2 separate regions of the Mus musculus genome follow, and region 1 is linked to region 2. Evidence: chromatin loops called from intact Hi-C (ENCODE). Cell type or tissue: left cerebral cortex. All regions are shown on one strand. Each heading gives the region's core, and the rest is flanking DNA. Links, peaks and the distances in the headings are about the cores only. Region 1 overlaps Pinc (pregnancy induced noncoding RNA). Region 2 overlaps Igfbp5 (insulin-like growth factor binding protein 5).

Region 1 (16,018 bases), core at 4,071-12,070, 520 kb before region 2:
TGGGAGATAACACTCTTAGAATAAGTGGGTAATTGTGTTTATGGGAATGGGGATATTTATATGATGGGTTTCTTGGATTAACTTCAGGGAAATGAGAAAAGGCTCACTGAGTGTTTACTTGGAATTTCGTTAGAGGTGCACTTTGTCTCCTGTGTCAGCACCAGATCCCCAGGAATGAGACTGCAGATGTCTTAGACAAGGTTTCAGGGAAATGCCTCCAAGGGATCCAAGAGGGAAACAAGACTTGTGCTCTAGCCTAATGTTACAGGAGGTGCTAACTCAGTGTTTGTTGACTGTGTGGCCTTCAGCCAGGAAGTGAAATTCTAACCAGTTAGTAGGCTTTTAGAATGAAGCTTCCTTTTCATGGAGGTGTGGATGGGATGGGCTAGCAACTCTGAAACCACTCTCTGTGAATTTTAGCAGTGAGCAAAAACCAAGGATCTCTACTGTAGACAATGCTCTCATTTTCACAGAAGGTCCTTATTTACATGTTTATGATAAAGGAGATAATCAATCCAATGGTATCAAGTGAGCACTGTAGTTCTCAGCGTGAGCTCATGGCACTCTGAACATAGACCTCCAGAAGGACTGATTGATGTGTCTGGTCACAAATATAGAGATGGATGCCCACTACAAGTGTATGCATTTGTATTCTAGCTTTGTCATTTTATGAGGCCTAACAATAATGGGTCAGGGTAGCAGCAAACACATCAAGCATCCAGTCTCCGTTTCTAAACACATTCTCTACTAAGAGGAATTTAAGTTTTTTGAAGAAATGCTGGGCTCTGTGGCCAAGGGAGGAAAATTAAAAGACAAACCTACAGCATCTTTTCAGTTTAGAAAGTAACAAGATGCACAAAGAAAGATGGGGGGGGGGGCAAAGGTTTCAGCTTGTGGGAGCTTCTATTGGCCAGCTCTGAGCATGAATTTAGCTAAGAGGGTAAGAGGGTTAAGTGTTATTTGAAATATTATAGCCTATTGACTAAAAGCTGAATCCACTGTCAGCTAAAGGATAATGAGGGACAGGCCATCTTTATATCTGAAAGCCAACAAATACATGAAGAAGGGATGATGAAATGAGAAAATTACCGTTTGGCAGAATGGAGAGCATGTGTCTAGACAGGGTTTTTTCACACCAGTTTATAGGATCTCAGGGAAGCTGCTAACTGACCTTTGAGAAACAAGTATTTGAGTTTTTGTAGCACCAATTATAAACCTAGGCAGTGACATGTTTCCCTAATGGGACTGTGTCAAAGGCTACCATTTAGGATGATGTTTTGGGTGTGGATGTAGGGTCCCTGCCCTGCCATGAATGCTGGTGATTTCACCCCATGTTCATACTGATCCTTAACTCTGAAGGCAAGTTAAAGAGTCCCTTATAACTTAGTCAGGTCCTTTGGCTCTAAGAGACACTGATTCGCTCAGAGGTAGCGCGCACATTCTGTCCCACCTACAGATTCTTGAGCTGTGTCACATTTATAAGATGCATGGGGGGTGGGAAATGAATCAAGTAGTTGGGAAGATGCTCAGTCATCAAAGTGCCTGTTGTGCAAGCCTGTGGTCTTGAGTTCAATCCCTGAGAACCCACATCAAAGTTGCTCACAGCCGCATGCACTGGTAACTTCATCCTTGGGGCTCCCTGGTCAGCCAACCTTACCAAATTGTTGAGATCTGGGTCCCAGTGAGAGATCCAGTCTCAAGAAACAAGATAGAAATATTGGAAGAAGGACTCCTCTGACCTCTACATTCATAGGCACAAATGGGCACCCATTTTTGCATACACTCCTGTAAACACACACACACACACACACACACACACACACACACACACACCCCAGATAAAGTAGTCAGTAATAAATCTTAAACTAGTCATCCAGGAGATAGGAAAATTTATCTGTTTCCATGTTATAATCTAGTTTCGCTGGAAAGGGGCAGCGGCGGTGGCGGCGGCGCGGGGGGGGGGGGGCGTGGGGGGGGTGTTGATTCTTGTAATCACATGAGATCATTCAGCTCTGTTCAGTTCTGTCTTCTCTCCCGTGTAGGAATGACAGGGAACATGCTCTAGGAAACAGAACCCTAGAAAACACTTACTGAATTTGAATGTTGTGTTGCTTTCTGATATCTGTGCTTGGGATTCCGAATGACTCCAGTTGGATTTGATGGGACTCAGGGTAGCTGGAGAAATGAGGGGGCAAGGCACACACATGGTGCATAAGCAGGTCAGCCAACCACATAAACCGGCACCTAACTAGAAACATCTGCACAGTGAAAAGTTGGGTATCTGGAGCCATCATGATTGGGTAGGAAGGAGATCACTGCCTTCCCCAGGAGGCCTTCCTAAGATTTGTGAGATGGCAAGAATGAGAATGGGAAGTGGGGAGACAGAAGGCCTCGTCCTGTCCTGAGTATCGAGTCCCTGCTGACTCTGAGAGTCCGCTTACTCTTGCAAGGTCACACACATTTATTTATGTTACAGTCCGGCTGGAAGAAACATGGAGCACTCTGGGGGTATTAACAAGGAAGAAATACAAATCGGATTTGAGCAGAGGGAAGAGAAGCCTCGGCCAGCTGCATGGGAACAGGAAGGACATTGCATGCTACTTTAGCTGGTCTCTTTCCTGCTGGGAAAAGTCAACGCGTAAATGATAAAATTTATAGTGCATGGAGGGTTGAGAGCCAGACTCGCATCATTTGAGTCTGAATTCCGGTCCTGAATAGAATGCTATTGTCTCCCTCTGTCCCCCACTTCCAATGGAATGGGGCTGCTGCTGAGTGGCATCACAGTCTTCTCACAGAGTCGGAGGCATTAGCAAAGGCAAGGCTTTGTTTGGGGAATGAGACATTGACACTGATCTTTAGTTAAAATGGTCTCAGGAACAGTTATGTCATGGCATCATCCATTTCTAGAAGAGGACGGGTCTTAGAAAAGCTGAACTGCAAGTTTCTTATCCATAGGGCAAGATGGGCACAGAAGGAGGAAGGTATGCTCCAGTCTTTCAGGAAGACTCTGCAGGAAGGATACCGTGGACAAGGGCTGAAAAATCTAAATCCCAACCTTGAAAAGATCATGTGACAGATACTGCCTTGCCATGTACATGCCCGGATGATCCATCTCTCATGTCAATGCCCGTTCTCATCTGAAAAGTACCCAGCTTGATCACTCACCTGAGCCACCTGAAAGATGGGAGCCAAATCCACTTCCTGCTCAGGTGTCAGGGGAAGGAGAGCCCATTCTGTCCTGGACTCAGCAGCTGCCAAGACCCTGAGGGCTTGAGAAAAGGAACTCTGATGACCTGATGACTTTCTTTGTTGTTGTTATTGGTTTGTTTTGCTTTGTTTTGTTTCTTAAACGATAGTGACTTTGTTGGTACTGTCACGAAACCCTCAAAGCATGTGAGTATGAGGGATGATTGTGAGCAATGTGGTTTAAAAATGGAGTCTGAGCATTGGCCCTGCTATTGACTACCTCAGGGGATAAAATGAAATAGTTGAGCAAAGTGCTGTCTTTATACTAAAATAACCACCATTCGTTTAAAATGTACTGATGCTATCTCATCACTTCTGTTTCTAGAATAAGTCAAAACCAGCGTGTGTGTGTGTGTGTGTGTGTGTGTGTGTGTGTGTGTGTGCATGTGGAGGGGGCAGAGATCATTGCTGGATTCTTCTATTGCTTTCCACCATGTCAGAAGCAAGGTCTCTCACTAAGCCTGCAGCTCACTCTTAGGACAAGAGCAGTTGGCCAATGGGATCTAGAGACACTTCAGTGTTTACCTCCCCAGTGTTAGGGGACAAGCATGTGTCACCTCCCCAGCCTTTTACATATTTGCTGCAGCTCTCACCACTGGTCTTCATGGTTGTGTGGCAATCACTTTAATGACTGAGCCTTTTCCACAGCTTTCTTCTGTTAATGTTAAAAGGCCAATCTAGGGGCCAGTGAGATGGCTCAGCAGGTAAAGGCACTGTATTTCCTGCCAAGCCTGGCAACTTAAGTTTGGTCTCTGGGACCAAATTCTCTGGAGAGAATTATAAATTGAGCTCTCTCCTCTACATATGCACAAAGACACCTGTGTAGCCCAAATAAAATAAATAGGCAGTTTAGAAAGGAATTATGCATACATTTCTTTCTCTTGATGCCCTTGTATCCTCTGCCATCAATCCTGTGAATAAATGCTATATAATCTCTTTTAAAAATTAGAGACATAGTCCTGTGTTCTGCATTGCTCTGACTGGCAGTTCATTGATAGACAGACAGTAAAGATGCTTACGGAACCTCAGTAAAGACCAGCTGAGCTGGCCTACATCTGATCTGCTCAATCAATCTGTAGCATCAAGAGTTAAATGAATGGTTGTATTTATGCCCTCAATTTTTGAAGTTTGTGGTTTATTATCAGCCTAAATCAACCTAAACAGAATCTTGATGTGTTCATACCCCCAGTAAGTGGGCAATGAAGTATAATGAAATCTTAAGAGACCTCCCTCCACTGGCCAAATTCTGTTTTCATTAACGGAGGTAGATTTGTACAGAGTTACCCATTACACTCTTGCTTGGCCCCTGTTTTCTGGTGAGGACTGCAATCTGTGACCCCAGAAAGGAGGCTGCTGGTTGGGTGTGGTGGGGAACTAGGATGTGACCTGACCTTGTTAATAGCATGCCCTAAGCAACCTAGCCAATCAGCCCATCTCTGCCCTCCTGGAAACTCTTACCACCCACTGTGTCCCAGACTAGAACACCCCACCCACCAGCCCTTCCTCCGAAACAAAGATGCATGTGAGCACGTAGTGGAAATGTCAGGCAATGAGGCTTGGCAGAAGCTGGCTTCTCAGCACTCCATGTCAGGGTTCCATGAGGGCAAAAGTGCCAAGATGGAGTCCCAGATGCCAGCAAGATTCTGTTTGTGGTTATGTCCCTTTTCTGTGGGTGGCTCTAGGAAGAGAAACAACACCTTCAGACACGGACATTTACCTTTCAACCTTCTCCCTCCTATTGTTACTGCAACCTATTTTCTTTATCTCAGTCCCACGACTTAGCCTTTGCCAAGTTCGCCAGTATTTAATAGTCAGTGAAAACAATGTTTTGATTTGAAGATGGTAACCAAACTCCCCAATCCTCTTCTTTCCACCAGCATGTGAGAGTAAAAGAGATCAAAGTTACATCCTTGACGAGGTCCAGTTTCTGAGATTTTCCTTCACCGTTGTCTACCCCACCTGCATCTGCCTGAATTTCTCATGGGCTTCTATGGAAAACGACACCCACTGGAGGGGTGTTTGGCAGCTCTTCCAAGGTCACAGCTCCTGTCCTAACCAACGCCGACTCCTTATGGTTCTGTGGTTTTGAATTTGACCACTGACTGCCAACTATTTTCTTTGGTTCATTGGTTTCAACTTTCTACTTTAGCCTTCCGAGTTTTATTTCTGTTGCTGTGATAAAATACCCCAACAAGAGACAACTTAGAGTAGGAGGATTTATTTTAGCTCACAGTTAACATTTATAGTTCATCATAACAGGGAAGATAAAATGGTAAGAAATTTGAAACAGCTAGTTGCATCATAAGCACAGTTGCTAGTAGAGAAAAATGAATTCCCATACATGCTTGCTTGCTTCTGGTAAGCTATATGTCCCTATTCAGGACTCCTGCCTAGGGAATGGCACCACCCAAAGTAGGCTGGTTCTTCCTCCATAAATTAACTTAATTAAGATAATTCCCCAACAACCTGCTCACAGGCTAACCTGATATAGACAATTCCTCATTGAAACTCTCTCCCTAGGTGATTCTGGGCTATGTCAACTTGTCAAAATTAACTGTTACACTGGGTTTAGTGTATTCTTTTTTCTGATTTAGCATTTCATCTTCAGTCAATTGAGAGTCCTTATTCTGTAATTAGTATCCCTAACCTATTTGAAATGCTCTAATGTTTTACCACTGGGTAGTCTTAATTTCAAGTCAGGGTCCAGAAGTATTTTTCAATAAAAGGGCTGTATGATAAATACTTTATTCTTTACATATAGTATCTACCGCCTACCCTTTGTTTGCATTCTTTTAGCATTTAAAGATTAAACATTCTTTGCTTAGATCTATGAATAAACAGAGATATGGTAAATTTGGCCTGTGGACCACACTTTGCTAATCCTTTGCTTTAAATAAAACCCATGCCTGATTTTTTAAAGCACATATGCAAATGGGAAGTATAAAAGCAGCAACTTTTTGTGACTTAGCTCATTCACTTGATTTCTAGCTTCAACTGAGTGAACTATTATTTTGAATGAAGAAACAGATTCTTCAGGCCATGTGATTATACAATGGACAGGTAGAATAAGCAACCCAGGGACCTTGGGAAAGCAGGAGAGAAAATGTCCCAGAGAGAAAAATGCCACCGATGTAATGCTGTGTCAGACGTAACAGCCAGGATGATAGTTAAAGTATTTAGCAATTAATAAAGCCCAAGTGCCACCAAGTAAAGGTCACTGGAGCCTGGATGTCTTCTTGTAGCCATCATGAATGCTTTTGTTGCCAGAGTGTGGGGAGGTCCCAACTCCAATTAGGGGTCACATTGTGAAGGCAGTGGAGAATTCTGTTGTAAGACTCACATTTTTTTTTGTCCTGCTTTGATTTCTTTGAATCTTATTGGGTCCCCCAAAGCTTTGAATGATCCTGATAGGTCTAGGCCACAACCGATGGTAAACATTCCCTTTATCCAGTTAGTTTTTAACTAGAAGCTACCCAGGCTTCAGCCACTGGATATTAGTACCTTGCCACCCCATCACACATTCAAACAAATCATTTGCTTCTCTCTGTGGGAGTCAGGGGATACACCATCTTCTTCTTTATATAAAATCAGCTTTGCCCAGCTTCTGTTCACTCATTCTGTTCCCAAGTGCAGCCCTCATGTGGTCCTGAAAGTCATGGGTGCTCCTCCCATCGGCAAGCAACATAGGTGACTAATACACTGCTCTCAGTCTCAATTATTCAGGGCTGGGCCATATCATCTCATGCTATTTGGGGTTGGGGAATCTCTCTCATAAACGAGGTGAATAAGAAAAGTTAGTAATAGGCTGGCACGGGAACTTTGGGACAGTGACTACACAAACTTGTAAAAACAAACCTTAATGTTTTAACAGCCAATTTATCTGGATTTGAACAGCTGATACCGTTGTGGTGTGATTTGTGGTCCTTGGCTACCCCACTCTTCTAGATTACTCTTACAAGTTCAGTCTTCATTTGAGGAGTTGAACCCTCAGCAATGGTGTTGACAAAACCAGTTAGAGAATTGTCTTGCTTTGCTTTCTATTGCAATTATGAAACACCATGACCAAAACCAACTTTGGGAGAAAAAGTTTGATTTCAATGTATAGCTTATGGTTCATCGGGAGGGGAATATGGAGCAGGCAGGAATGGAAGCAAAGACCATGGGCAGATGCTACCTACTGGCTTGCTCCCAAGGTTCACAGTCAACTACCTTTATTATACATTCTTGAACTGCCTCAAGTGATGCCAGACACAGTGGGCTGGGCCCTCATACATCAATCAGTAGTCAAGAAAATGACCCACGGACCTGCCTACAGCCCAGTCTGATGAAGGCTTCTTTTCAATTTAGGTTCTTTCTTCCCAGATGACGCCAGTTTATGTCTAACTGGCACAAGAACCTACCATATATTTTGTTAGAAAGTGCACCAATTTAGATATAATCTTCAAGTAAAAAATAAGATCATCTCTCAGCCCACTCCAACTAGAGTTGGTTTGTTACCAGAGAAACAATAAAGAATCTCGGGACAAAAAGAAATTATGACTTTCCTGTCATTATAAAAATCACGGCACCGAGGTTCTGGGACAGAATCCATATATTTGATCACATGGGGAGATGCTAGGAGCAGGAAGGAGAAAATAGAAAAGGAGGAGGCAGGTGTGACAAAACAGATGAGAGGTCGTTTGTATGTGGTTAATGGTAAGATTAAAGCCCCTCAGAGGAAAACCCTGATCCCTACATGGCTTCTATTGCTCAGTGAAAAAGGCATGGAAATTCCCAAGAGCAGACAGTGATATTGGTTTTGAAATTGGTACATTGTCCTTTAAATAATTAACATTGCTATGGTGTCCTACTTCATGTGACAGGCAGATGCAACTCTGACATTAACATGCTAATATCCCAACACCTGAGATTGTCCCTAGTTACAGAGCAGAGAGGTTCTGAGTCCACGTCTCCCATTAGGTTAATGTCAAGGTGGGAGAACTTTGTCCTAGTTGGACTCACACTCTTTGAGATTAGATGGAGTTCTGTCTACGTGAAATTTAGAGGTTTCTACTGAAGGCAGATGCAGGACTCTAAGCAGAGGCAGGCACCATGGGGAGTGCTTCAACTGAAAGATGAAGGACGTGGACTTCGGCACAGGAGTTGGCTCTCACCAGCTGTGTGACCTTGGACATCTCATGCCTCACACTGTAAAATGAAAACTTTGCAGAAGATGACGTCTTCGATGACATGCAGCCCAGACACTCTGTGGTTTTGATGGAGGATTGGGGCCTGACCTCGTCCTGACTTCCTTCCTACGCAGTTGCTGAACAGGAAGTGAGCTCACAGGGAGGAACTACAAGAAGGCTGGGGGTGGAGATCTCCCATGACACCCACCAGAATGTGGAGCAGTGTCCTGACCTGCCAGAAGTTAGAGCGAGTGACTGCAGTGGATCTCTTCATCACTTATTTCTGGGGTCTTCCAAACATTAGACAATGTCTCGTTTTTATACCTGCATGAAGCCAAACCATAGTGATGTTCAGAGGATTCCATATGCAAAGAGAAATAAGGAATAAATTCACAGATAAGCAAAGGCTTATCCAAAGATTGTCAGTCATTCTTACACTTGTAAAAGTGACATATGCAAAGCAAAGAATCATAGCCATTTTTTTCTATTTTCTAAACTAGTTTTTAAAAAACTAGCACACAGAGTATATTTCACTATGTCATTTTATTATATACATTCTTCTTGGTGATCCTCCCACATTCCCCAGCCCCTCCTTCTGGTCTCTTTCCTCCCCCTAAAAGCCCTGGTTTTGCTTTCATATCAGATATAATCTCCCTTTTGTCACTTCTCACCTAAGACCCCTTTCTCCCATGTGTAGTCCCTTTAAAATTTTATGATCTATATAGAAACATATACAAATATGCACACACATGCATACACATGAACACCTCATAAATATACACACACATGAAAAGTTACATATACATACACATATGAAAATACACAGGTGGGGCGTGGTGGCACACGCCTTTAATCCCAGCACTTGGGAGGCAGAGGCAAGTGGATTTGTGAGTTCGAGGCCAGCCTGGTCTACAAAGTGAGTTCCAGGACAGCCAGGGCTATACAGAGAAACCCTGTCTCGAAAAAACCAAAAACAAAACAAAACACACATGAAAAATTAAAAGCTAGGGTCCACATATGAGAGAAAACATGCAGTGTTTGTCTTTTTGAGTCTGGGTTATCTTGCTTAACATACTTTTCAGATTCATCCATTTTCCTATAAATCATTTTTCTTTTTACAGTAGACTAATTATATATGGTATGTACCCCATTTTTATTATCCACTCACCTGCTGATAAACATTCAGACCCATTCAACTTTCTTGCTATTGTGATTTGAGTGGCTGTTAACATGATATGTAAGTACATCTGTGGCATGTATGATATAGAGTCCTCTGGGGATATGTCCAGGAGTTAGGTATAGGGAGTTATATGGTAGTTCATTTTGTTGTTGTTGTTGTTGTGTGCACTTCCATTTTACATGCTTTGAGAAATGACAGTGATTTCCATGATGGGTGTGCCTCTGCATCCCATTGGCAGTGGATAGGGCACCTCCTCACATCTTTTCATTAACGTTTGTTGTCCTTTGTTTTCCTGATCACAACCATTCTCACTGGGATGAGATGGATCCCCAAGTTTCTATTTGTATTTTTTCTGATGGCTAAGGACATTGAACATTAAAAAAAAAAAGTTCTTGGCCATTTGTCTTTCCTTCTTCCTTTCTCTTTTGGGAACTTTCCGTTTAGTTCATTAGCCTGTCTACTGAATATTTCTGTTTTTAAAATTTAAATTACGAAGTTCTCCATACATTCTACATGCTAGCCTTTGTCTGCAGTACAGTTCGAAAAGACTTTCTCCCATGCTGTCAGCTGCCTCGTTACTCTGCTGGGTGTCTCCTTTGCTGTGAAGAAGCCTTTAAATTTCACGGAATCTTATTTACCAATCCTTGAGGTTATTTCCTGAGTTACTGAAGTCCACTGCAGAAACTCCTTACCTGCACCAGAGTCTTAAAGTGTTTTTTTTTTTTTCTGTAATTTCAGCATTTAGATTCTGTATTAAGGTATTCGATCCATTCTGAGTTGCTTTTATTATGAGAAAGATGAGAGATGTTGGATACAATTTTGTCCTTCATCATGTGAATATTTTTTTCAAGCACTGGTATTTAAAGTGACTATCTCCCCCCCACCCCCACTGTGGCTGTAGCTGTGTGGGTTTACTCCCAGAACTTCTATATTATCATCATTATTAGTTTTGTCCACGTGCCTGCTTTGGTTCCTATGGTTCAGTCCTATAGTCTGAGCTCAGACTGTGAAGCCTCTAATATTATTCTTTTGCTTCGGATTTCTTTGGCTATTCAGGTCTTTCGTGTTTTGATAAGAATTTTAGGGTTTTTTTATAGTTCTGTGAAGAATATCATTGGAATTTTGACTGGGATTGTTTTGAATTTTGTAGTACTTTTGGTGATACAGTCATTTTCACAGTTTAATTCTGCCAATCTATGAGCACGGAGGTTCTGCATATCTTTCAGTGTCTTCCTTAGTTCCTTTTTCCATTGTCTGATTCATGGTTGATGTCTGTTATCTGTTTGGTTAGAAAACCTTGAACTGTAACCAGAACTGCGAGAAAATTATCGGAAAAATCACATTTGAAAGACAAGATGAGAGTAACTTTATCCCTCTCCAGTCCTCTTCAAACTGTCAAGATCATCAAGAAACCCTGGCAGCTGGGAGATTCTGTAGACGAACGTCTACAGCCTAGGTCGGATTGTACAACAGAAAAAAATCCTAAGCATCCACAATAATGTATTAATATTGTTTCATTAATTGTTACAAATACACCTTAATAAGGTCTTAGTAAAGGAGGCTGAGGGATTTGAACTCTTTATACTAACTATCATTTCAACTTTTCTACCAATCTGACACTATTCAAAAGAAAAGTTTATTAAAACAAACAAACAAACAAACAAAAAGCAAGAATAACAACAAACAAAACCAAGTATCTTAACCTGGAGAGGTGACTCAATGCTTAAAAACAATGTTTTCTCTTGCTGAGGAAGTTGGTTTGTCTTCCAGCAGGTGTTATGGTGGCTTACAACCCCCTGTTACTTCAGTTCTAGGTCTGCAGGCACCAGGCATGCATGTGGTGCAGACATACATTCAGATAAAAGATTATATACATATATACACACATATATACACACAAACATATAAGACATTTAGCATTGCTCATGTTTATATGTGTCCAGGACTGATCACTTGGGATTAGACAACTTATGGAATAGCCCTAACCCTGGAGAATATGATAGCTGTCCAGACAGCTCCAGATGTTTTCTAGCTTCCTCAGCAATTCTGTTCCTGGAAGCAAAGTGACAAGAGCATTAGATGGAAATAGGACTTGAAATCAGAAAAAGAAAATACCTCAACATTATTATATTATATTACATTATATTATATTGCATTATATTATATTATAATTTAGTACCTACTGCTAAATAGTGTCCTGTGGATACAAAAGGGAAAATGTACTCAAGAAATCTCAACAATATGGTTGCCTAAACAGAATAATGGCAGTGCTGGTTGGCATGCTGCTGCGGACAGAGGAAAGTCTGCACGGTTTGACTTTTAGATTGGGGTATGGTTGCTGAGAGAAAGAGTGGAGCAGTTTTCTCCAGGGACTGGGCTGTTTCAAAGGTTGTCTAATCCCAAGTGGTCAGCCCTAGATGCATATACACATGAGCAGTGCTAAATGTATGTACATGTGTGCATATGTGTGTGAGTGTGTATGTACATGTACATGTAACAATAACAATTAAAGATGAGATGACAAATTTGGGACAGAGAAGTTGGACACACAAGCGGTTTGGGGGGAGGGCAGGAGTGATACAGATGCAGCGCTAGACTATGAAGTTCTCATCAATACTAAGAACTGTTTTAAGTGCGACGCAATAAATATGTTGCTGATATTCCATTTTTTTGCTTTTTAAAGGAAAACAGTAAAGAGGAGGAAGAACCAAGGTCTCTGGAAGAAAATACACCAAGCTGTAGAGGAACTGAGTATGTTCTAAATGCTGTTCTCATGCACACTTCATTTCCTTTTAAGAATTAATTATTAAGAATATTAAGATTACAGTAAGAATGACTGACTCGTGACATTACAAGAAAACTAGAATGACTTTAGGGCTCCGAGCCATGGTCTGTAACTTGATGGCAGCTGTTTCCTACGAGGGGAGATCAACACATGGAGTGACTTGCTGCCAAGGATGGTGACGGAGCTTCTGAGACTTCATGAGATCAGGGCCCACTAGCCTCAGCATCTGGAGAAGATAAATGAGGAGCCAAGAGGGAGGTTGCAAGGTGAGATCAGATCCAAGAGGTCAAGGGTCAGATCGACTGGTCAAGACAGCCCCACCTGTTCTCAAGCTCTTCTGTCCCGTGGGAGCTAAGTGACAAGAGCTTTAATGGAATCAAGAAAGCTCCTCAAGTCATTTCTTAGTCCTTAACCTGGGGCCTAGAAGAGCTTCACAGGCCTTTTGTTTGTTTTGTTTATTGCTTTATAGAAACATGAGAGTTTTCATTCTTTTGTGTTATATTTTGGTGAGCTGGTTTGCCAGCATTTCCTCCTATGCGACAGCCGAGAAAGCTGTAGTCTGGAGAATTCTGTGGACAAAGTCGTATTTCTTCCTCCTTCCCTTCTGTGCATTTGGCCTTGATTAATTAAGCACCCTGTTACATCTGTGCACCTTCCGGGATTGTTCTCCAGAGACAGGGGAGCATAAGTCTTGTGCCCTAGACATAATCAGCAAGCTTCCTGGGGAGGAAGTGGGCCTGAGCACCTTGTAACATGCTGCAGCTGAGGGACAGAGGAACAACTATCATACTGTTGCAGATCCAGTCCACTGCGCTGTCCCTATGACTTCTGTGTGCGTGTTTGCATTTCATAGTCGAAGGGAGTATAGAATTTATTGTTTCAAATCGGGACACATTCAACGGTGAAAGCAAGAGGCTATAAATAATACTGAGGGGTGTCTGGCCTAAGTAGGGATTGCCTGGAGCAAACTAGAGTGTAAGGCCCCTCCACCTGTGGCCTGCTTAGGAGATGAGAACAAAAGAAAGTACATGCATTGTGTGTGCAGGTCTAAAAGCGACATATGAGGCTAGGAAAGTATGCAATAAGATTGTGCCATATTCATGGAATGTCTGTGGGGAACTGAGCTCAGTCTTAGTCCTGAACTATTGGATCATTTACTGCCTTAATTTTCTCAACACAGATGCCTTCCCACACTACAAGCGGACTTCAGGGCCCATGTGCACATGAACCAGCTGCCATTTTGAGTTCAGGTCATGTTCTTCAGGAACAGCGCTCTCTAAACCACCCATCGAGGAGGACGGTCAGTCCTCCTCTGTGAAAGGAATTCTGAGGCTGCAGGTAGCCAGTTGGGAGGACCCTCAGCTGTGGGCAGGCATGCTTGTGATCTTCAGATTCCTCATGCTCTAGAGAGGGAGTCAGCTAGAGAAAGTCTAAGTGGTGCCATGTCAGGGACAGCTTTTCTTGCCTCGTGTTGTAGGCCAAATTCCTTCTTTCCAGCCTTATTGGATGACTTTGTAACCACCAAGGTGATTGTTAGCTGGAGGCAGGACCTTGACAAGGTAATCAAAGTTAAATGTAGTTATAATGTGGGACCCCAAAACCACAAGACTGGCATCCTCATAGATGGAGAACACCAGAGACAAGCATCCTCTCTTTCCTCTCTTTGCATAGACAAAGGTGAAGAGAGTTTACACACAATCAAATGCCAAGGTACCCTCCTGTCTGTAGACTGAGGAGAGAGGTCCTATCAAGACCCAACTCTGTGGGCACCTTGATCATGGGCTTCTATATTCTAAAGTGGCAAATAAATGTGTTTTGTTGTTTAAACCTTCTCAGCTTCTGGTTCTTTGTTGCAGCAGCCTGGGGAGCCGAATACACCTGGGAGCAAGTGCGGCTTGAACACAGCCATATGCACAGAGAGTTTTTCATGTTCTCCAGTTTCCCAGTGTTAGAAAACAGAGCATGGGCTGTGAACAAGAGGTCTTGATTAAGGAGAGCTGAAGTGGAAGAAAGCAAGGCGATAGGTGTCTGCCACATGTAGGACCTTGTCAGGACATTGTTCACTCACGTGCATTTATTTAACTAGAATGTTAAATCTCTACTTCTGCCAGGCATTGTACTAGACAGACTTGAAGTATTATGAAAGACCCCTGCCCTCAGCAGGCCTACTAACAGGACTACTGCTGGCAGTGTTAGGATGGACTCTTATATCCTAAAGAGAGGGTTGACGGACAAACACCTTTTGGGAAAGTTTGCCAGCTTGAGGATTAGTGTACTCTCCACATTTCATAAGGGGTGGGGAGTATGTGTGCCTCTTCAGTGATGGCTCCCCTCCCATCCCTGCAATCCCCAGGGGAAGGCTGTGACAACCCCCTCCAGCCTCTGAGCTCAGCTGGGCTCCAGATGTGGCTCTGGAACCCACAGGATTGAGAGGTTATGTAGTGGTAACTGCACATAGGTCCTCTAAGCTGTGTGATGAGAGGGCAGGTCAGTGCAGGGACTTCAGCTTTGGGTCAGGCAATGCCAGCTTACCGAAGGTCATGAGAGGACACGAGAAGCGCCAGGTCCCACCTCTCAGCCAGTAGCCTAGAGACTCCTGGACTCCCAGGCTACTTCATGCACCTGGGATGAGCCTTGAATTTTTACTCATCCAAGGGGCTATTACAGGGGTTTTGTTTTGAAGGAAGAAAAGAGAAACTGGGTTTCCCATCTGTTCTTCCTTCTAACTTCCTTTCCACCCCCTTAGAAGCAGAGTGTGTGATATCTTCTGCTCAGCTCAGTGTCCCTCCTGGCATTGTTCCGCACCAGCAGTTCAGACCCTGTGATCTTCAGGGCTGCCACATGAAGTCCATTGGATTAGCATTGATTGCCCACACAACTCTATTTTTTATATTGCTTATTTTTTTTATTAGAGGATAATTTTTTATTTCCCCTATCTCACATCTTTTTTATTTTCAGACTATAAATGTACCAATTGGCTTCATACCAGGACAGACCTCTGGGTTTCATAAAGTGGAAATGGAAGAGAAATGAACCTAAAAGTTCCCAGCCACTACCGCCAAGGGCGGGAATACAAGAACAGTGTGCCCTCCTCAGACTTGACCATGAGGCTAGCTTTCAAAAGGGTTCTGACTATTGCTTTGAATCTCTTCACTCTAGAAGTTTTAAGCCAGCATACTCCCAAATGAGACCGACTGGAAGGAAAATACTGAAGGAATTTTATATTTTTACAGCTGGACTTAACAGGAAGACTGAGAAATAACCTGGGATTCCGAATGATCTGCTCAGGCCTTGAGGACATGTTTATGTTGTCTCTGTGTCCGTCTTCTTTCTTCAACTCTTTGGGTCAAGCAAGCTATAGCTGCCTTATGTAAAACAATTAGAATAAAGGGGTCATACAAGCAGCCCACTTAGGTTGTGAAGTGGAGGGGTGCCCCAATGGATTAGACTAAAGATGACTTTTCTGTTTGCCTAGGGTAGCTTCTTGCTAGTGCTTCCCCAGTGTGTGTCTCTTCCATGGGGCCCACCATCTACTTTCAGGTTTTTGGAGAGCCTTAGACCCCAACATTTAGATCTGAATCTTCAAGGGACTCCTATTCAAGATCCCCACCCAGTCCCTGACCTAGAATTAGTCTGTTC
Region 2 (8,000 bases), core at 1-8,000:
CCTAACTCGTGGCAATTCTGACTCTGAGCTCCTTTTGAGTCTCAAAGTCCAAATCCCAAGAGAATCCTCTCTGAAAAAGAACAGGTTAAATTATCAACTCCCTTCTCCACCCCAACCCCGTACTTTTCTCCCTAAACTTTAGAAAATCCTTTCTGTTAAAAGGTCATTTTAATTGGAATCTGAAGATGCGTTCCATCTTTAAAGCTAATTCTACCTTGATCCCTCCAAGCCTCACCCCTCCGCCCCCATCTCAGTGCCTCTAAATTTATCTCTCACTCTATTCCTATTTGCTCAGGAGCGCGCGCGCGCGCGTACGCGCGTACATCCCCCCCCCCCACTTGACAACTAATGTCTTTTGGGTGGAGGTATTGAGAGCTCACCCACACGTACACTTGCTGCTTTTGAATTGATATGATTGATTATGATCGATGAAACATATTAGACTGTAAAACGTCTCTCTTTTTTCCTCCCAGGAAGAGAAAGAATACTTCGGGAGGGCTGGGGTAGGGCGTGGGGTATGAGCTGAAAGAGTTTGGTGTTCTGTGCTGAATGTTCGTCCCTGAATCTAATGGTTTTTTTTCCCCTCCTAAATTCAGATTTTAGTTAAGATAAAAAGATGGACACAGGTTTGAGAGGTGAAGAGGGATGTGGGGGTGAAGACATCCTCAAGTTCCCACTGGATGCTGGCCCTCTCCATCTCCCTTCCCTCTCTCCTCACTCCACCCCCACCCCCAGCAGCCCCACCCTCCACCCATCACTTAAACCAGACTAAAAGTGAGTGTGGCTAAGTGCGTGAGGGGCCCTGGAAACACAGAATGCAAAACTCAAGGGGCGGAGACAGGAAGACCACGCTCTGGGAGCCACCCCTCCGTTTGCCCCGCCCCCTCTTGCCCCGCCTCCAAATTCTCCGTGCCTGGAGTCTGTGGTTTAAATGATTGACAGAGCTTCTTGTTCAATCAAAACAGTTTTGCCTCGAGCTAGGTTTCTTGGGGGAGTTACCTGATTATATATTTTTATCAAATTATTTTTATATTTATATATTATAAATATTTAAGCTTAACCAACAATGCACAAAATCTGAGCTAGGAGAGATGTTAAGACTTAGCTAAATGTTTATTTGGTGCGGTTCCTTACAAAGATAAAGCCCTTCTCACCACCTGTCGTCCTCCATTACTCCAACGTGAGGAGGTTTGTAATTTTTCTGAACGCAAGCTAAAGACCTATGGATTCCACCACGTAGGAGGGTACGTGAGTGCCCATCAGTAGATAGCAGAGCTTGCGTGAGCTCAGCCTCTCTCCCCGGAAATTGCAAGTTTGAGCTATCGTGAGAAGTTGCATAATGAGGGGGTTGGGGGCATACAAACCGCGGAAGCCCCCAGAGACCGATTTTTTAGGTTATTTCTATTACATTTTTGCCTGCTGAAGCCGTAGGAATCCATCACCTGGCTTGGAGACAAAAAGGTTGGCTAGCAATCCCATCACAGCCGAATTGCGCAAGTTATGACTCCGCAGTATCCTCGCCCCACTTTTATTTGCCCAGCCAAGCGGTAGATAGGGAGTAGCTAGGAATAAAAGGAGTGAGCTCTGTGCGCACTCACTCACGCAGATGCTGGACCAGCAAAGAGGCAGCATCCTACTTCCCAAGTGGACCCAGTGCACACGCGCGCGTGCACGCATACATGCACACACGTACGAACCATATTTTTGTCCCGCGCCAGATCGCTTTAGAATTCTCTGCAGCCGAAGCAACCAGAAGCAACACCCTCTCCTCGCCCTCACTCCAACCCCAGCCCGCGTCAGGCAGGTGCCTAACAGCCTACAATTGCACCCTGGCTGCCGACCACAGTGGCAAAGGTTAATACCTTCCTCCCGAATGGGAGCCGGCTCTCGGAGAAGATCCTTCGAGCCATTATTTGGATGCCCACCCCCCCCCCAAAAAAAAGCTAAAGATGACGTCATTCTTAAAGAAAGGAAAATGGATAATGAAGAGAGGAGATTGTCTTCTGGGTCCTTTAGGAGAAATTCTTGCTCCCTAGGCCCCCTCCCCCACCACTGAAATCTGAGTAGTGTGAGCTTGGACAATCCTCTTCTCCCGCAGTTGGAAGCTATAATATACATATGTTGTATTTATATTTGGTATGCAACCAAAAATATATATTATATATTCATATTATTATATTATGTAACACCCCCACCCCCCAGTACAGTGAGTTTCTAGATTGAGAAGTGAGGAGCGAAGGAGAGGTGGCTGGCAGCCAAAGCTTCGGGAGAGGGAGGTGTACGCAGGCAGGCGGAGCCTGGGGTTTTGCTGGTTGCGTTGCTTGGCAACTGGAGAGGGAGTCGCCTAGATGTCCAGGGCTTGGAGCGCGCCTGGCCCTGCATTTTCTTTTGGCCAGTTCAGGGGCCAGCGATAGATACAGAAGGCAGTGTGTGTGAGGCTAAGGGGACTAGGGACACAGGGGTTTCTAGGACCAAGAAAGATGAGCCTCGATGGATCAAGGAAGGCCTAAAATGTGTTGAGGGCATTCTCTAGAAAATGTGCTTTCAGCGGTGGGAGCCTAACATACCGGAGAATCTGGGGAGTGTCTCCTGAGCTAGCAGAAACGCAAAATCTGAGATGTGGAGAGCAGAGGGCTGTGAATGTCAATCCTGTCATTGAGAAATAAGGCAAAGAGCAACATAAAAAAAAAATGTGCTTCTGGGAAACCAAGGGGAGGGGTACATTATGTAAATGAAAATGAATTCGGCCTTTGCTTCTTGGGCGGCTTTGGTCTCCATCGACCTGGCTTCAGCTCCAAGCCTAGTCCAAATGCCACGCTGAAGTTAACCCAGACTAAGACTTTTTGGCCAAATTCATGTCTGGATTGAACAAGGTTATGAAAAATTGAAGGAGCCAGATGACTTTCCCGCCGCACGCCCTCCTCTGAAGCAAGTCTGTGAGTGAGGGCTATGCCGAAGCCAACCAAAACGGGAGTTGGGCGAGAGGGATGGCTTTAACGTTTCTTGCCTTTGCCCCCATCTTTCTGCTGTGTCAGCAAGGCTTAGAGGAGACAGCACAGCTGGCCCAATGAAGCTGCTTTTCTTTCCAAGTCCCTTTCCCCCACGCCCCCACGGACTTCGGTAGCCTCTCCTCCGCTCCCCTAACCCCTCCCTCATGTCCACGCCCCAACTGAGGGCGGAGTTTTAAATCTGAGCAGTTCCGCCTTTGCCCTCTCGCTTTAAGCAAGCAGCCACCTGCAGCTGCACGGGCAGGGCCAAGCTGATCCCCCAGCCAGAGGTCACGGAGCTGGTTAGAACGGAGGACACGGAAGCAAGATTCCCTGCTGACCGGGTCCCGCTTTCTTAATTCAGGGAGGAGGAGCAAGAGGGACGGAAAGATTTACCAAAAAAAAAAAAAAAAAAAAAAAAAGTTTTACTTTGCACCCAAGCAGCCCATGCCTATGAAACCTTGAAGTATTTAATGTGGAGAAAAATGAAAATTGAAAGAAGGGATTATACCCTCCAGAGCCACAACGTTCAGAAGGTGGAGGAACTCTGTATATAATCAAGTATGAACAAGGGGCACCCCTTAGGAGCCAAGAAGCGAGGGGATGGTTACCAGGAGCCACAGCTAGCAAGTGGGAGGGGTTTTGTTCCATTGTAAGTTTGCACTTTTGCCAATTAGGTGAAAACTAGCAATTCTCAAAGGCTACCATTACATTTCTAACTGGGTAGACTATTCAAGGCAATAAGATTAGTCACATGTCTGCAGAAACAGGCAAATAACCGAGGACTGTGATGCATATGTCTGCTTCCCATTTCTTATAAAACATAAATCCAGATGAGTAACTAGACATTTGTTTGTATGGAGAAGTGGCCTTTTCTGCCTGGCCACATGTCTTAGCTGTGTCCTAGCAACTCTCCAGGAATTGTCTGGATAGTGTCCAAAGAACCTTAAAGCTGGAAGTAAACCCAGGGCTACCCTCATGGTCAAGGGCCCCACTTTACAGATAAAGACATTGAGACCTAAAACAGTAAGCCACTTGCCCAAGACAAGATCTGTGGTTGTCAGGACTTGAACTTGGCTTCTCCCTAGGGGCTGAGGCACTCTGCCCTGCTATTTCTGCTATTTCTGGCTCCTTCACTAGTCACTAGGGCTCTTGCCTAGGCCTGGTCTAACCTTGCAACCTTGGCCAACATTGCCAAATGCTACCTTCCAGTGGTAGGTGTTCTGAAAGCAAAGAGGAAACCCCTCCACTTAGGGGTGCTCTATTCTGTGGGCCAGAGAAGTATCAAAGTGACCTAAAAGTGGGAACTCCAATACCCTCTTGGAGGAATGGCTTCTTCCGTCCCCTTTTCTACACAGTCTCCCAGACAGCTGGCTCAGGCCAGTGGTTTGGCCAGAGAAAGTGAGCAAGGAGGGTTTGAAGGGACGGCATTCAGCACAGCCTCCGTGTCTATGGGCCAAACCTCATTTCCTGAACACAAGGAGTTCTCCTAATGTGGCAGGCAGGTCTTTGCAGCCCTGTGGTTGTCCATGCTTCCTGCCTCTCTGGAGAACATAGTACTTCAGTCCGTGGTCTACTGCCTGTGGTAGCCTGTCTCTAATGGCATAGGTCTCCCCTGGGGCTGGCAAACTGCATAATGAGACCTGAGGTAGAGTGGACTGACAGAAGTAACTACGGGGTTTCTACATCAGAAAGAAGGGGAGACCATCCATCAGGAAAGCTGATAGAGGAAGCCTCAGGAACGCCTTGTGAACATACTGGGGTATGCCTCGGGTTTTCAGCAGGCCTGCCTTTGGCTGAGAGGTTTTAGGGGTTCGGGTTACTCAGAGGCTATGCCAAGACTCATGCTAACTTGCCCCAGAGGCTGAGGAAGCTCTTTCCTTTGGGGTTGTTGGGGAAGGAAGCAGATAACGCAAGCCTATCTTCCCAGTAGGGTCTACCAGCTGAGCCTTTAGGCTCAACCAAATAGTTTATCTTACACTTTAGCCTTCAACCTAAACTGTCAGATCAACGGCCTTTCCCTGCCAAGTCTAAAGGCCTTCAATGAAACTGTACTCAGAACAGGGCCTCATATGATACCTCTACCAATCTGTGAATTTATATAGGATCTAGTTATTTGCTCTCTAAGCTCTGTCCATCAGGGCTTCCATGGGGAACATCTCTCTGTCCCCTCTAAAGGCGTGTCTCCTTCAGGAGTCTTTAGACTAGCACATCCAACCAAAATATAATACAAACCACATACATAACGTTTCATTTTCCAGGGACCACAATTTTCATACTTTTTTTTCTAGCAGCCAAAAATTTTCAAGGTTAAGAAGAAGCAGAGGAAATGTATTTTACTGGTGTATTTTAACAGAGCGTACCAGAAAATATTATCATCTCCACATGTACCCAAAGAATGACAATGAAATCATCAACTTTCTTTCACTTGCTGTCTTTTAAATCCATGGCATTTTTCTACCTTCAGAGAAAAATCTCAATTAGACACTGTATACGTATATACATATGCATATGACATATATGTATATGTCATAAAGTTTATGGTATGCTCTGCCAAACATACTTAAAACATTCCCAGTGAGCAAATTCTCTTGTTTCAAAATTTATATTTAAACTTTATGAAATTAAGAGAGCCCTCTGGCCCTCCCCCCACCTAAGGATACAGCTGTCGATGTTTGTTTTCTCTTGAAAAGTCAGCTCATCATCCTGGTTGCTAGAACCCCTGGACACTCCCTCTATTGCTGACCACAGTGAAAAAGAAAATGGGATCTTCAGGAGTGAGCCTGGGGCCAGGCAGATGCTGCTGTGAGCCAGTAGGAAGGCCAGGGGACACTCCACAGCCTCTACCCAGAGCCCCTCCTCTTTCTCTCTATATGCAAATGCACCCACACAGGGCAGCTGAGCTAAATAGCACCCATCTGCAGCTGGAAAGCAGTGAGACTTGGGGAGTCTGAAACACAGCTTACATTTGGGTGGATTGGGGAGGGGGGGACAATGAGCAGCCAGATTCTGATTCTCCCCCAAGCCTAGCACTGCAGCAAAGAGCAGGAGGCTGCCTGTTGGCTGGGAAACAAGACAGGACACGGAATGGGCAGAGCATCTAGCTGACTATTTTTGTCCTGATGGATGTCTTGGGCCAGTGCTATCTAGTGGAACTTACAGTGATGATGAAAGTGTTCTATATCTGTACTGTCCAGCCCAGTAGCAGCCAACGTGTGGCTGGGGAGAACTGGAAATGAGGACCTCTGGGTGTATTATCATTATTATTATTATTATTATTATTATTATTATTATTATTATTATTATGTATTTGTTCATTTAAATGCCACATTGGCTTCTGGATGGCACAGCCTCAGCCAAACAGAAACCTCACACACCAGGGGCACCTTCTTCATGGACTGCTTGTCTCTTCACCTTCCTGTGGCAAAGTAATCATGCTCTGAGGCAGGGGCATGACTCAGATGGCCTCCCCCACCCCACCCCCCACCCCAGCATCCGTTAAGCTATAAGTTGCCCCATTTATATCACAGAACTACTTCTCGGCTGAACTTCTCTTTGCAGATTGTAAGTGGCCTATTGGGCCATGAACTCCAAGCTTAGCTGGTTTTCTGATGGAAGAGAAATCATCACAGATAAGTCTCCCCCAGACTTCTGTTTGTGAGGACAGGTCAAGCCAGCATCCAATAGCAGCCCAGGATCAGGCTATTATTCATGGTGCCAGAATGACAAGAAGCCCAGGGTGGAAAGTAATAGTTCCAGTAGCAACAGGTCCCATTGGATTCATCTATTAGAAGGACTAGGAAGCAAGGTTGGATGGGAAGGCATCCTAAGAACACGTCTTCATATGTTGGTAAAGAGCCAGACGTCTACAGGAAAGCATCGGCAGCCAGACTGTGTGCTTAGAGAGGTTGAGCTTGGGTAAGGTGTGTGCATGGTGCTGTAGTGCTGTGTGCAATGCTGCCCTTCCTGGGGTGTCTCAGCAGCCATAAAGCTGTGCCTGTTCCCAGGGAGACGCTGATGTACCCATGGTCCTAAGTCATGGGAAGGGGGGGATGAATAGATCAACATTCCTGTGACAGAGTAGGCACATTACAAAGCTGGAGCCGTAGCACAACATACATCAGAGGAAATACCAGAATATAACACCCCTGTCTTAGGGTCTTTATTGCTGCAATGAAAAACCTTAACCAAAAAGCACCCCACGTTTCTCATCCTCTGCAGAAACCTTCCCAGCAGCATCTAGAGGGAGGAGGGTGTTGGGATGTGTTTCTCTTCTCTTTCTAGTCACTATAAAGAAGCAACACTCTGCCACACACAACTAAGACTTGCTCGCGCAGTCCTCCACTCCTGCACAGTGCTCCTTTGTCGTCCTCCCCCCCCCCCGCACCTTCTTAATGCATGCTGCAAGCACACAAAGAGGGGGAAAGGATTGATGGGATTCCCAAACTAGTAGGAGGGGGAGACAGCCAAGTGCCAGCTTTTAACCTTCATCTTCCCTGGAAATGTGCACAAATTGAGCGCCTTTGGTCTCCTGCGCCACCTACTGGCCACCTAGAGGTATAGCCCTGCTTGTTTCTAAAAGCCTAGGTCCTGGTGTGTCCTTCAGGAAGCAACACCAAGAACTGGGAGGCAAATGAAAATTTTAAGCCTGTTCTTCACAAGCAAGACGACTGAAAATTAGGGGAGAGGAGACACTCCCAGGAGCCTAGACTTTGCTTAGTGAGTCCCAGAGTTTGCAAAAGTTCCTTAAGGAAAAACATCAGACTCTACTCTTCTATCTGCACAGAACCCCCAAACTAGACATGCCTCCTCCTGCATCCTGTCCTCCAAGTCCACAACCCAAAAAACTGGGTTCACCCCAAATACGGTCTATTAACCCCTAGAGAGATTCCTCTTTGGACAGGCAGCCTGGGATTTGGCATCCCGGCAGGTTCTGATACCGTAGAGTCAGGCACTGGGGGGGGGGGGAGGGGGTGCAGGGGGAGGGCTGATATCCCCACAGAGAGTTTGACT

What was found. A loop is a pair of places that touch in the nucleus more often than their neighbours do. Peaks named below come from ENCODE experiments on the same cell type or tissue, not always from the same donor. Only the 100,000 strongest peaks of a DNase experiment are listed, where the experiment ranks them.
Region 1: a loop joins it to region 2, with 5 times the contacts of the local background. A loop is called at or near these places in 4 of 42 quality-filtered maps.

What each region holds. Positions count from the first base shown.
Region 1 is chr1:73,378,859-73,394,876 of GRCm38, reverse strand. It overlaps Pinc (pregnancy induced noncoding RNA), which reads left to right. Exons shown (of 5, transcript NR_003202.2): 5 at 2,477-3,492. Among named protein-coding and RNA genes, the nearest start is that of D530049I02Rik, 12 kb to the left of the region's middle. In left cerebral cortex, for the core only: no CTCF peak of the experiment used is centred there; DNase peaks (open chromatin) are centred at 5,435 and 7,647.
Region 2 is chr1:72,865,540-72,873,539 of GRCm38, reverse strand. All of the region lies in intron 1 of Igfbp5 (insulin-like growth factor binding protein 5), which reads left to right. Among named protein-coding and RNA genes, the nearest start is that of Igfbp5, 5.3 kb to the left of the region's middle. In left cerebral cortex, for the core only: CTCF peaks have their summits at 3,233 and 7,548 (motif pointing left); DNase peaks (open chromatin) are centred at 1,614, 2,269, 3,064, 7,514 and 3 more places; H3K4me3 peaks cover 3,305 bases; H3K27ac peaks cover 3,040 bases.